Regions from separate parts of the Homo sapiens genome. Here region 1 is linked to region 2. The links are chromatin contacts, found by Hi-C in ENCODE. All regions are on one chromosome and are shown on one strand. Each heading gives the region's core, a stretch centred on a gene start or an enhancer-like site at or near the end of the contact. The rest is flanking DNA. Distances are from core to core; before and after follow the strand shown.

Region 1 (7,493 bases), core at 788-3,287, 1.4 Mb before region 2:
CTAATCCAATATTAAAGTAGGTCTTCAGCTAATTGCATATACCTCAAGAGAATCCCTAACAAAACTCAGAAGGGGATAAAAACTGCTAAAAAGAATAGTAAATACTTGATGTAAAGCAATTTTGCAGAATGGGTAGAAGAAAGCTACACATGACTACAAGGTGATACGAATACTAACAGATGGCATATTAAAGGGTGATACAGTAATCACCCCCTTATCCGAGGTTTCACTTTCCGGTTTCAATTATCCGCGGTCAATCTGGTGTGAAAATAGGTGAGTCCAGTAAAATAAGTTATTTTGAGAGAAGGGGAAAGAGATCATATTCACATAACTTTTATTATAGTATATTGTTACAGTTCTATTATGTTATTGTTAATCTCTTATTGTGCTTAACTTGTAAGTTTTATCATAGGTAGGTATGTATGTACGGTATAGGAAAAAACCAAGTATATATAGGGTTTGGTGCTATCCGTGGTTTCAGCCATCCACTGGGGGTCTTGGAACGTATACCTACCCCATTAAGGGGATACTACTGTAACCAGCTGCTATTTACTGTTTACTACGGCTCAGACCCACTGACAATATTTTTCACATTTCAAATAATTCTCACAACCTAAAAATTAGGTATTACTTCCATCTTAAACAAAAAGAAATTAAGGCCCAGAATGGTAAGAAAACTTGCTCAAGACAACAACAGCTAACATCTGTTCAGTGTTTAATATGCACCAAGCTCTTCTAACCCTCACAGGGCTGACAATGGCAGTGCTGATGTCCACCCCAGGTCTATTCGAACAATATCTAACAAACATCAGTACAGTAATTTAAAAAAAAAAAAAAAAGGTGGGGGGAGAAGGCTCGCTATTTGATAACTGGCTTCTTGGCGATTCTGACAAAGAAATAAACTAAGGTTAAAGAACTTGTGTAAGACGGAAATAGAGTAGAAGGGTATGAGAACAAGAGATGGAAAAATACGACGATTAAAGACAAAAGTGCCAGAGAATAAAATCAAGGACAAAATAGGCAATAGCGAAATGGCACTGTCATTTCGAACTGCATTTTTTGGCGTTTTCGCAGACTTCTTCAAGTGGTTGGCAAAAGAAAAAGAAATAAAGAAACCCAACAAAACAAAAATCTCGCTGTATCAGAAGGCTAAGATGCTTAATTCTCTCAGTGCCCAACATCTCTGGCCAACTTCAAAGCAGCTCCAACTGTTTACTGCCTTCTGAAGGTGCAAAGGCAACAACTGTAAAGGGAATGTCAAACAGGGCAAACTCGGGTGATGAATGACACAAAGACAACCCCGTCCTGTGGCCTCCAGAGCCGCCAGGAAACCCCACGGAAGCCCGACCCAGAGCGCGGCGGCAGCGCCTGGAGGGCCTCGCATGCGGACCACGAGCGGCACCGGACGCGCGGGAGGCGCCAGCCCAGGCGGGCGGCGGCGCCGGCTCTGCTGTTGTGTTGCTCCCTCATTGGCCAGGCGTGGGTGGAGGGAAGTGAGGAACAGGAAGCAAGCGGAGGCACCGACCTGAGGAACGCTCAAAATTAAAATTTAAGAGCAAGCCCGGGAATTTACGGTGGAGGGGTGCAAGTTCCGAGGGGACGCCGGAAAAGCCTGCGACGTCCACCCCTGACGACCGCCCTCGGGGGCGAACTGCCGCTCAGGAGGGCGATCCGGACGCCCTGCCCGCGGCCCCGGCACGGCAGCCCCGGCGCGGCGGCCCGGCTTCGGCTTCCGCCCCAGCCCGGTCCCGGCGTCCTGCACCGCCGGCCCGGCCTCACTCACAGCATGATCCGCGAGACGTGCAGCCGCACCGGGACGCTCCTGTCTTTGAAGGCGGTGGTGATGAAGCAGCCGAAGGTGAGCGCCGCCATCACGCTCAGCGAGAAGGCGAACAGTGAGTTCGCCCGCGACAGCACCGTGTTCATCGCGATCGTCTCCCACGAGTCCGGACTCCACACGCACACCCAGGCTCCCGTTCCGGCGGCGGACCGGCTCCCTGCGATCCGCGCCGTCTGCGGTGCGCGCGTTCCGGGAGCGCGCGCCGCCGCAGCCCCGCCTCCTTTCCGGTCCTCCGACGCGAGCGCGCGCGCGCCCGCTTCCCGAAACACACCCACAGCGCGCACGGGGCGGCGCGGAAAGGGAGAGACTCAGCCGCGGGCCCGCCCCTCCGTCGCGGCCTAACGCCGCCACCAATCAGCGACGAGTGAGGGAGGGGCGGGGTTTGTTGTGGAAGACCCACCCCCTCCTCTTCTAAATTGCTTCTCCGACCTTTGGGTTCAGAGAATTGGGAACCGGTCGTTCGCTGTCCTTTTTCGGTTCTTTGGTCAGAGGTCTGGGACTGCGACTTCTTGATTACTTATGTACCATTTATTTTCACTTGAAACCGGCAGCAAGTTAAGGTGGTTTAGAATCTGTCCTGACGGGTGGCGTTTGGAAGCAGCACTTTACAAAACGCCTGGTCCTCTCCCTTCTTTGTCAAACCTGGTCAAAGTTAGGACTTGAGCTTTTTTTGGAGGATCTGAGGAGCAGTGGGGAGTGGGGAATTAGCCGCCCAAGTCCTTAAAGCTGTCACGTGCATCAGTATTTCCACCTCCAACGTCAGTCCAATTCCTATTAATGCTTTGCTTTGTATGGATAGCTAAAGATGTTTTAGAAGATAAGGGTTGAGGCTACCGATCCTAAGTATTTGCATTTTAACATGGTGATTTCTGATAAATAAAAGGATAACCTTTCTGGGTTCTTAGGAGCAAAGAAGATAATGGCTGCGGAATTGCTCTACAGCATAATGTATAAGAATTTCGTTGGGTCATTAATAAATAATGCAATTATTTTATCACATTTTCAATATCCTGAAGGGCATTAGGGTTCAAACCGAGCCAATCCTGACTCTGATTATACTATCTGCCAAAACCTTTGTTCCTTTCACAGCTAAGGGTTTTTATAAAAATGGATTCAGGGTCTGCTGAAATAAATTTTTTTTAAAAATTTCAGTCCATAAACCAAACAAAAATATCTGTCCTGGAATGTGATCAGGAACAAACCAGAAAACTGTGAACATCTGATCTTGATACTGGCTTATGTTGTCTCTTGTTAAGCTTTTGCTTCTTTGCATTATTCATGACCATTCAATTAATTTTTGTATAGCCATACAGGTAGGATTATTACCAAGTGCCTACCGTGTACCAGGAATAGTTCTAAGCCTTGAGAATACAGCACTAATAAGGCAGACTCCCTGCTCAAATAGAGCCAACTAATGAAAAATCGATAAAATAGAGACTAAAGAGAGATCCTTAGTTGCGTTTAAAATCTTAGTTTTTAACTTCCAGGCTGGCACAGTTTGTTAACAAAAAAAGAAAAAAAAGGATTTTTATTGAATGCCATCTATACTGCAAGTGATACAGAGATTGTACTGATCACTTTCTACACTCAAAAGTATATAATCAGGTAGAGTTAATAAAATAAAAACAAATCTGAAATGTAAAACAAAAAAATACCCTGGGAAGTTACATAGCAAAGGAGGAAGGAATTACAGCCCTGGTAATGTGGGACAACACAGTGTGCAAATTATTTAACACAAAGCCTAAACAAGACACATTATTATTATAGCATGTTTTAGGGAAATAATTCTTGTTGTTGAACTGCAAGTACAGGTATATCTAAGAGATACTCAGAAGGCTGGTCCTGATAAACAATGCATGTATAAAAGAGTAAGCAGAAATAAGCCTGGAAAGGTAAGTTATGGTAGAAAACCAGGTCAAGAAGTTGACTTTATATCAGGGAAATTACATGTAAAACAAGCATCGCTACACAGGCAACCATTTACCAGTTATATGTGGAGAGTGAGTGATGGACCCAAAAGGAAGACTGATAGGAGGGGCATTTCGGAAACAAACTCTATGTTACTTAGCAACTGCCTAAATAAGAGTGGGGGTCTGCAAAGCATAGAGTGAATGCAGATTGTGAACACTCAAATGAAACTAGTATTATTATTATGACACCACAGTTTTTAACTTGACTTACTGGTAGTGCTAAAAACACATAAAAGTCCACAAAAAGAGCAGGAGAGGGATGGGATAGGGAATTTTCTTATTCTGTTTTATTTTTCCAAGTGTTTCTTTAGATTTTCTAGACATTTATATCACCTACATTAGATATCATTTTGCCTTTTCCGTTCCAATTATTATATTTCCAATTGTTTATTCATTTCAGTAGCTAATATTTCCAACATGATATTCAGTCAGATGGGGACAACTGATATCTTTTTGTTCCTGATTTGAGCAGGAAATTTCCTTTCATTTCTCCATCAAGTAAGATGTTGGCTTTGAGATGGAAATTGTGTGTGTGTGTGTACATGTATCATTATATAATATATATTGCATATTGATAGGAAATATCTATTCCTATTGGGAAATTTTTAAAAATATAAACAAGTGCTAAATTGTTTTCAGATGCATTTTCCCTATCTTATTTCCTCTACTTCTTTCCTCTATCTTATTTCCTCTGCTTATTTAATGGGTTATATGAATAGATTTTATAATATTGGCCCAGTAAGCATTCCTGGAATAAACTCCACCTGGTCATGATGAATTAGTTTTTAATATGCTCTTGTGCTTTCTTTGCTAATTTTGGGGTTTTTTGTTTTTTAGTTTGTGTAATCAATATTCATAGTGAAACTGATGTGTTTTTTTGATTGTAATATTATACTCAAATTAGAAAATATATATTTCTAATATAACAAGGAAAATAAGTTTTCCTTAGTTTTCTGTGCACTGGGATATTTTAAGTAGCATTTGGATCTGGTCTTTAAAAATTTGATAGAAAATTTGGTAGAAATTCCCAAGGGAGTCTATTCTTCTATTTTTTTTAAATTATTAATTGTTAATTCTAATTATGTATACTTGTGCTTTCTACCTTTTTCATTTATTGTTTTAATTAGTATTTTTTCTTGTTTTCTTTCAAAGCACTTCTGCATTTACTAATTAACTCTACTGTTTTCCAACTCATTAATTTTTGGTTTTAACACTATCAACTTTTTTCATTCCACTTTTTTTGTTTATTAGCTTTGGAAATTGGATATTTAGTTGGTATATTTTTCATGTTTATTGTTATGGTAACTGCTTTAGCTGTATCCTAAAATTTCTGACTATGAATTTCCAAGAGAAAGTACCATTTTTCCTTTTGATTGCTTTAAATTAATGTCTGATTTTAAATCATGTAGGCAGAGAATGCTGTTTGTATATTTCTATTCTTTGGATTATTGAGGTCTTCTTTGTGGCCTAAAATGTCACTTTTGTGAAAATTCAATGTGCAACTTGAAAGAAGGTATTTCCTCTTAATAGTATATAGAATTTGATAGATACCTATGAGATCTGCCTTATTGATTATGTTATTTATGTCTTTTACATCTGTAGTAATATTTGTTACCTTCATTTTCTTGGATTCTGAGAGATTTGTTAAAATCTCCAATACTGTGTTTTGTCTGTTTATTCTCACATCTCCTATAGTTTCTCCTTCACAAAAATTGTTGATATATTATTTGGTAAGCAAGTATTAATAATAGTTACATTTTCATTATGAATGGTAGTCTTCAACATTGTAACGTGTTATTTTATTTTTAATGCTTTTTGATGCAAATACTACTAGTCAAACACTGAGGTTGTACTGAAGGAAACTGAGGCTGTTTATCTGAAATAGTATTACAGACCTTAAATTAATACGTAGCATTTTTAAACTAAGTGTCTTGTACTCTTTAATGATTTCAGCTCAGAACCTAGTGGCAGTAATGGGGGGAGCGATTGGCATGCTTTGTCAGCGCTTGAGTAAATAGCGATCAGCTGGGAAAGACATGCCTAACTGTATTTCTGAAGGATAGAAAGAAACCTAGAATAAATGTAAAGTTTTGATCTTCATATTTGCAAATAATTATTCTTCTGTAACACCAAGCTAAGAAGAGGTAAGAACAATAAATCACTTTATAAGGAAATCTTTAAATAAAGCTGTGTGCACATGGCCAGATAATGCTTTTTAAAAAGGGGATAAACTGAAAGATATAATAAAAGCCTTCTTTTTTTTTTTTGAGATGGAATTTCGCTCTTGTTGCCCAGGCTGGAGTGCAATGGCGCGATCTCAGCTCACTGCAACCTCCACCTCCCAGGTTCAAGTGATTCTCCTGCCTCAGCCTCCCGAGTAGCTGGGATTACAGGCGCCCGCCACCACGCCCAGCTATTTTTTTGTATTTTTTGTGGAGACAGGGTTTCACCATGTTGGCCAGGCTGGTCTTGAACTCCCGACCTCAGCCGATCCGCCCGCCAAGGCCTCACAAAGTGCCGGGATTATGGGCATGAGCCACTGCGCCCGGCCAATAAAAACGTTCTAATTAAATATGGTGTTATTGGGAATATCCAAAGAGTCCACAAAGCACCAAGCTCCCCAGGGAAGTTCCTGCAATGGAGCATGTTATAGATCTAGCACATTAAGGACTCAAATGGTTTTCAGAAAGTGACTATGAATTATGTTGTTCATCATAGAGAGTGGGGATCAGGTCTTGTTCATTTTTCTATCCCTTTCAGTGCCCAGGACACTGAGCCTTGCACGTAGTAGATGGTCAAAAAAATTCTTATTGAATTGAGATACCTTGAAATCATAGATCATGATATTTTTGAAAGAATTCTCATGTAAAGCATATATGTCACACACAGGTAACGAACAGTTAAAGTGTAAATGGGTAAAATGGTAAAGTGTAAAGCTAAATTGAATATGTAGGCCAAGGACAAATTGTAAAAGGCTTGAGTGCCAGGCTAATAAGTTTGATCATAATTCAGGAGACAATAACGAACTTTTGAGGATTTTAGATCAGTTGAGTGTCATGACCATGTAGGCTCTCAGTAGATAAGTAATTTCTTTGAGACGGATGCGACTGCCAGTTTGTAGACCAGGCCAGAAGTTATTGCAGTAGGTTTTTGTTATAGTTGTTGTTTTGAAGATACTTGCTTGGTTAATCGAAAGATATAATCAGTCAAGCTGGTAAGTAGACTATTCCAGTGTGATAATTCCAGGAGTGCTATGTTTGTGAATCTCTTTAAAGAGGAAAAAAAAAAAGTTCAGAAGGAAAACCAGTTTTTGGCTAGCAGGTACCCAAATTCCAGACTCTCAAAAGGAAAGGTGGGACATTATGTGAAGATGTTTGGCATAAACCACATCGTGGACAGTTAGTCACAGTGAGCCACTCTTATCACTTAGGGAAAGTTTCCTATCAGTGCGGGGAACTGTTTACCAGCCATGTTCCCAGACACCAGCCGAGGGCCAACCTTGCATACAGGTTTTTCTAAGGATCGATATCTCAGGCCTGTTGCGGTAGTTTAAAAACATTGCTTTCAGGTCATTTTATTTCTGTTGAAAGCTTTTTTGAGAATGATTCCTATAGCACATAAGAAAATGTAAGAATGTATTTAAATTTTTATTATAGTATATTTCCTTCATTTATTTTCCTTTT
Region 2 (7,181 bases), core at 2,929-5,428:
TATGCTCGTGCTGATTGAAACTCAGCCTCATCAAAAAGCTTCAGCAGTTCAGAAGAATTACCTTATAAATGTTACTACCAGTTTATGGCTTTGGAAACTTCTGCTCCAAATAAGCAGACTCCAGTTATGACCCTCTGTATTTGCCTGTCTCCAGATTTCAGGATGATGATTTGCTCTATGACTTCAGTTCTCTAATGGGTCCAATAAAATTCATTGATTTCAGTTTGCTCAGCTTTTTTCTCTTGTTGAAAGAGTGTATGTAACATTCAAGTTGATAAGCTATTGTCATCAACACAGTTTTTAAAAATTGTATTTTGTTTACAACTTGTTTATTAAGACTTTATAGTGACAGTTACATTATGCTTATTAATGTTCCTGGTGACAGACCTTTATTTGAATTTTATATATGATTTAAACTTGTCTTCATATTGGAAATATTTAAGGAATTTTGATACTTATATTCACTTCCATCAAACCAAGATCCCAAAGGTTAAAAAGAATCATTAACTAATTTAGTAGTTGGAGACTCAATAGAGTGATTTCAATTGAGTTTGAACTTTAAATTAATTGTTATAATACCTGATAAGTCTGGCTTCCTAAAGTATCATTTCTTTATCTTATCATTCCACATTTTGAACTACATACGAAAATAAAAGTCATTTGAAAATTTACCTATAGCTTGGAAGAAATTTTGAAATTTAACCACACATGTATGTGTGTATACATGTGCACACACACACAACTTATTCCCACAGGTATTTCCTGTAGCAGTTAATAATACACCTTCCATATATTACATATTTAGTAAAGCTTTTAAAAATGATTCAATTTATGTAAAACATACAAAGAAAGCATATTAATCTTTTACTGAGACGGGAAACTGATGGATCAAAATATATGTGAGTTGACATTGTTAGCCACTATCCTTAAGGTGGATATCAGTTTAACATGGTAACATATTCCTGTTCACTTTTTGGATAATAGGCAGTAGGCTTTTGTGCGTCCATCTGGAAATTGGTTGTTGGGGACCATTCAATGATCTGGTTTTGGCCAAAATGCCCATATGGGTTTGTCAGATAATATTATAATTCTTTGGCACCATGCATAAAGAGTAGTCCAGCAACAGGAAATGAAATTCATTTTCTCACTGATGTTGGTTGAGTACAGAGGCCAGTTTGTCCTACATGTGTGCGTAATGTCACATGCCTTTTTAAGAAGACTTCACTTGGGGCCACCAGAAGCCACTCTAAGTGGGCCAGAGGTGATTTTCATATTATAGCTTTTATTTCTCTTGTTGAAAAATTGTATGTAACATTTGAGTTGATTGACTGTTTTCATAAATACAGGTTTTTAAAAACGTGTTTGTTTACATCTTGTTTATAAATTTTGTTTATACTCATCTTGTTTATACTTTCTGGTGACAATTCCATTGTGCTTATTATTCTAGTTTTCTTACTGTAGAACCAAAGACTGGCATAGTATAATATTCTCTTTGAACTTCTTCAAAGATGTAGTCTCTGAGTGTTGTGGGTTAGAGATCTTGGTGAGAACTACCCATTGGTGTAATGATCAATCGACATTTTCTTTTGCTTTGATGATGTCCCTTTTTGAACTGATATCCACCTTGATAATAGTCAACTTCTTAGGAACCATTAGAGTTATTAAAATACTTTTAATCTGCTAACCATTCTAAATTATGGATAATGTAAGATAATTACATTATCTTACTGCAAAGATACTTACATTAAGCATCTTTATTTTCTCTGAAGCTTTTCGAAATCATGAACCATCCCAAAACATTTCTATTATTAGTGTATATAAACCTTCTTTCCTTTATTCATCCAGCAAGCTATGGGAATGGAAACAATTATGTTATCTAAGAATATTTTCATTTCTGGAAAGGGGTCAAAATGGTGAGTTAAAATTTGTTCCAGTGTTTTCTGCCTGATATTTTCTGGTTTCATTCTTAGGATATGACCTACAAACAAATCAAGATTAAATCTGGATTTCTGGGCATGCTTTAATTAATTTATTAGCGTGTTTTAATAAATTTACTAGATATTCAGGAAGCAGTGGTTAGGGGGCCATGAGCTTCCCTCTTCTAATGGAAGAAGATTAATAGTATTTAAAGTATTACAGTGATGAACAGAAACATGGAAAGAAGAAAGTAATTCAATTTTAGAAAGTAAGCCTACTTTCTTAGGAAATATTGCATACTTTTAATGGGCAGCAAAGACTGGCAAAATAGGGAACCATTAAGTTTAAGGTAGAAAGTAAAACTGTTAGTAGAAGCCTCCATCAAGTTTCAACTTCTGCTTTCAGCTTAGGAAAGTAGGATTTTGACATTGGGTTAGTAGAAAAATAGTTGCATGATACTGGTTTGTTGAGATGGAAGAGATATTTGACTTGTTCAGATCTTTTATGTATGAATAGGTAACATGATTCATGATGACGCAGGCTCATAATGAGAGGTTGTTGAAGGGCTAATTTTTAAAGCATGAAATGCCTATATATGCATAAATTCTCAGATAAGAGATTTGATTAACAAAGATTTGGTTAAGTGATACAGTATTGTGTCAATTTCTGAAAGTCAACGTGGCAGACAGAATAAGAAAATGACTCCTAAAATGCCCAGATGTGCATGTTCTTGTATAACCCTCTCCCTTGAATATAAGTAGGATCTTTGAATATGATAAATGTCACTTGAGTGATTGGATTATGTAACACAGAAAAGGTGAAAGGGTTTTGCCGCTGTAACTGAGATCTCTAATTAGTTGACTTTGACTCAAAAGGGACATTATTCTGGATGGGCACTGACTTAATCAGGTGAAAGCCATAAAAGCAAAAGAATCTCTAGCTAGCCTTAAAGAGAAACAGCTGTATTGAAAGCTGCCAGTAAAGAGGGGGAGCCTCTAAAAGGAGAGGACCTTGATGCTACAACCACAAGTAACTAAATTCTACCAACATTAATGAGCTTGGAAGAGAACTTTGAGCTCCAGAAGAGAACTGCAACGTGGCTAATGCCTTGATTTCGGCTTGTGAGACCCTGAACAAAGGACCTAGTTAAGCCTTACCCAAACTCCTCATCCACAGAAACTGTGGTGTGATAAATGTGTGTTGCTTTTTGCGCCTAACTCTGTGCTAATTTAATATCTAGCCACAGAAAATGAATACATTTGGAAACCCATTGTTGGCTATAGTGAATGAGACCCAAAGAATCATCTCTAAAATCTCCTGGTTACTAACTAGAAAAATTCTGAATGGTTATGATCTTTCAGAAAAGAGAAATTTACCTCCTTGGGATATATTATGCTTCAGATGATACACTTTACTTTGAGAAAAAATTTTAGTCCCCATCAGAAAGTTTATAGACTATTAGAGATAAAACAAGTAATTAGATGGATGGAGTCAGTCCTAGAGCTCAGCTAAACTTTAGAATGCCACAAAGTATGGTAGAATATAGGGAAATGTAAGTTCCTTGAGGCCCTGGTTAAAGACTTTTAAAAATTAAGACAATATCTCAATAAGCCCTAAGTCATAATTACCAGTGTACGTTATCGAATTTCTCAGAAGAAAGCAAACATATGACTCTGAATTAAACAGATTCTAAAGGAACAGAAAACAGATTTACAGCTGTAAAATATGCAATTTCATTATGCACCAAAGACAAAATAATATTTGAATTTGTTACTACAGAGAAGTGGGAGATCATTATTCAATTTATACTCCTGAGATTCTGAACAAATTTATATCACTGCCCTGTGTTTTTTTTTCTTTTTCTTTTTTTTAAATTTAGAGAAGTACTACAAGGAATAGTACAAAGTTTCATGATTCATTTCTCAATTAGGTTTTCATCTATTGATTTTAGTGCTTTGTTAGGCCTTGGTTTTAGAGGGTATGGGGCAAGTTTGGGCAGATATTTGGAGGGTTTAGTCTGAAACTGATAGGTTCAGCCTAAACAGTATTACAAAATCAGTTTAATCTATGCCCAGAAGTATGACTACTTCTTTGACCTTCAATTTGTGTAAAGAGTACAGGTAAGGCAAGGTTTAAATAGCTATAACCTGCTTGTGATCGAGGGCGTCCTCAGGAAATGTGCAGGAACAGGCCATCAGGAGAGCTTTTATTTTATAGGAGATACTCACACCACCCCATTTGGTTAGTGGATGTGATGTCACAAAGGAGGAAAGAATGTTTCTCAATTAAGAGTCTGAGGGCGACAGTTATGCACTGGGGCATGCAAAGTGTTTGAGGTTTATTAGCGGTACCCGGCACCTGATAGTTATTCAGTCCCAGGGAGAAGTTAGGTAACAATGTCAAGATGTATGACAGATGTCACAGGGCCTATCAATCAAAATGTTGAGGTTTTTTTCTTTAATAATTAGAGAACTTTGCCTTTATGCAATGAAGGGACATTGAGCGATTTATTCCCCCTTGCAGAAACTTCAATAATTATCCCATTTGTATTTGTTCCCTTTTGTTTCCTAGCTGTAAGAGTGAAATTATTTTTCCTATACTCTTTCAGTTTAAAGTGTACAAAACCGTCTTTTTCAAGAGTACTCTAGGGTTTAACAACTATAGTGTTTTTACTTGAATCCCAAAGTAAACAGCATCTTTTTGAAATTCTCAACGTATAGACCATTGTTGCAGCTGTTTTTTTCATTTATTTTTAATTTTTTAATGATTAAATCCTTAAAGAAGAGTTGCAAAGCTTGTAGAGTTTTCATATATGCTTCATCTAGCTTCCCCTAATGTTAACATCTTGAATAACCATGATACATTTATTAAAAGTAAAAAATTACCATTGGTATAATACTATTAACTAAGTTACAGACTTCATTAGGATTTGCCTGTATTTTCCCCTAATTTTTTTTTCATTTCCAGGATCCAGTCCAGGTTACCACATTACTAAGTCATCGTATCCCCTTAGTTTCCTCCAGTTTGTGACAGTTTGTCAGTTTTTCCTTGTTGTTCATTACCAATATACTTTGGAAGGTATTTTGTAGAATGGCCCTTGATATGGGTTTCTGTGGTTCTCACAGTGCAACTGAGGTATGGATTTTGTGAAGAATATCATTTAAAGCCTTTTTCTAATATGTCAGGGAAACTTGATATCAACATGATTTGTTATTGGAGATGGCTTACTTTGACACCATGGCTAAGTTAGCGACTGATAGATTTCTCCACTGGAAAGCTGCCTTTTGTCTCTTTTCCTGCTCTATTCATTAGAAGCTTCTTAACAAATCTAACCCACCCTCAAGCTCCACCATGGAGAGAGGAGTATCAGAGAATTTACAGGCATATGTTTCAACTACCATAGTACTTAATAAATATTTTGGGGAGATATTTTCAGACCTGTTGACTTGTTATTTCTGCCATTCTTCTACATTCACCATTTGTAAAGAAGCTTTTCCCTTTCTTCATCAATTAATTTATTTGATTATTTATAACAGTATGGGCACGTGTTTATTTGATCTAATGGATGTAATTCAATAATGACATTGTTTATTTTGTTACTCAAGTTGTTCTAGGGTTGTCTTGGGAGATTTTTTGAGGTTTCAGGATAACTCTTGGATCACTTTGACATGCCCTATGTATTTATCTGTATGTTTATGTATTTATCAGCCCTTGCTTGCTTTCTAGCACCAGAGGATGCTCCAGAATCATTTGTATTTTTCCTGCCCAAGCCCCATATTTTCTCCAAATATGACCAAAGAAATCAGTCATTTCTCTAAATATGATTGCAGAATCATATTTAGAATCCATGATATAAACAACAGTGGTGCTCATTGCTATAGAACTATCATTGCTTGTTTACTTTTTCTGGAAAGAGAGAGAAAGTTATATGTACATATGCACACGTTTATATGTATTTCTGTATTTACTTATATTTATGCATATTAAAAGAAACAAGAACTCAATCTTTTATTTCCAATTGTAACTCATGGCCACAGTGGTCATTCTAGCCTCTCCCACTTGCTCATTTGTAATTTCCTTTTTCGATATAAAGAATTTGGTTCCCATTCCATTCCATGTAGTGAACTGTCTACATTTTGTTTACTTACTTGTACAACTTTAGGAGTTGTAGTTCCAGAATGGCTAAATTTACCCTGTGAGATCAAAATTACCAGCTAAAATAAAGTGCTTATGTAAAGTTCTTTCTGCCTTTAATTTTATGGTCTAGTCAAAACATTGTTCCCAACGTTATTGTGAGCTCTTTCTTGTTTCTCTCACACACTTCAGTGAGATTAAACCCTGTACTTAGATTTATTTGGCACAGTCTTCATTTCATCCTTGGATTTCCAAAAGCTTAGTTTTTATTTTAATATGAGTACATTTAATGCACTATTTTGTATGGTTTCTGAAATTTTGAAAAATGCGTAGTGTCATTTGTACATCACTGCAGAACCATATAAAACAGTTGCCTCATTCTAAATTTCCATTGTGTGCTCTCCAGTGATCAAAACTAAATGTCCTGATCAACAACTGATTTTTTTTTCTCATTTAGCAAAATGTCATGTAAATGAAATTATACAGTATACAGCCCTTTGGGTCTTGCTGCTTTCATTTGGCAAAATGAAATCAAGATTTCTTCATATTGTTGTATGAATCAACAGTTTCTTTTTAGTGCTGAGTAATGTTTCTTTGTATAGGTACTTTGCAGCATGTTAATCTACTCATATGTTAAAGGGAATCCTGGTTATTTTTGCTTTGTGGTGATTATAAAGCTTTTAGAAAAATTTGCATACAGGTTTCAGGTTTTGTGCACACAGACTTTTACTAATTTACCTAGGTTAAAAACTAAACAATGGGGCCGGGCGCGGTGGCTCACACTTGTAATCCCAGCAATTTGGGAGGCCGAGGCAGGCAGATCACAAGGTCAGGAGATCGAGACCATCCTGGCTAACACGGTGAAACCCCGTCTCTACTAAAAATACAAAAAAGTAGCCGGGCGTGGTGGTGGGCGCCTGTAGTCCCAGCTACTCTGGAGGCTGAGGCAGGAGAATGGCGTGAACCCGGGAGGCGGAGCTTGCAGTGAGCCGAGATCGCACCACTGCACTCCAGCCTGGGCAACAGTGTGAGACTCCGTCTCAAAAACAAAAAACAAAAAACAAAAAGAAAAACCAAACATGGTATTGTTGGTTCACACGGTGAATATATATTTAACGTCGTAAGAAACT

Evidence for each region. Hi-C counts contacts between places; a loop is a spot of excess contacts on that map. Pooled maps may share reads with other maps.
Region 1: a map of OCI-LY7 shows a loop between it and region 2 (4-fold over the local background). The contact joins the promoter of SPCS3 here to the promoter of ADAM29 in region 2. A Hi-C loop is called at or near these places in 1 of 168 maps with a recorded cell type or tissue (OCI-LY7), 3 of 37 single-sample maps with no recorded cell type and 4 of 50 pooled maps.

What each region holds. Positions count from the first base shown.
Region 1 is chr4:176,314,510-176,322,002 of GRCh38, reverse strand. It overlaps SPCS3 (signal peptidase complex subunit 3), which reads right to left and starts at 2,037. Exons shown (of 5, transcript NM_021928.4): 1 at 1,784-2,037. The coding sequence starts at 1,926. SPCS3-AS1 (SPCS3 antisense RNA 1) reads left to right here and starts at 1,493. Exons shown (of 4, transcript NR_186171.1): 1 at 1,493-1,858. RefSeq lists silencers at 1,324-1,403, 1,434-1,503, 1,624-1,743 and an enhancer at 1,726-2,226.
Region 2 is chr4:174,915,355-174,922,535 of GRCh38, reverse strand. It overlaps ADAM29 (ADAM metallopeptidase domain 29), which reads right to left and starts at 4,178. Exons shown (of 5, transcript NM_014269.4): 1 at 4,065-4,178; 2 at 1,744-1,849.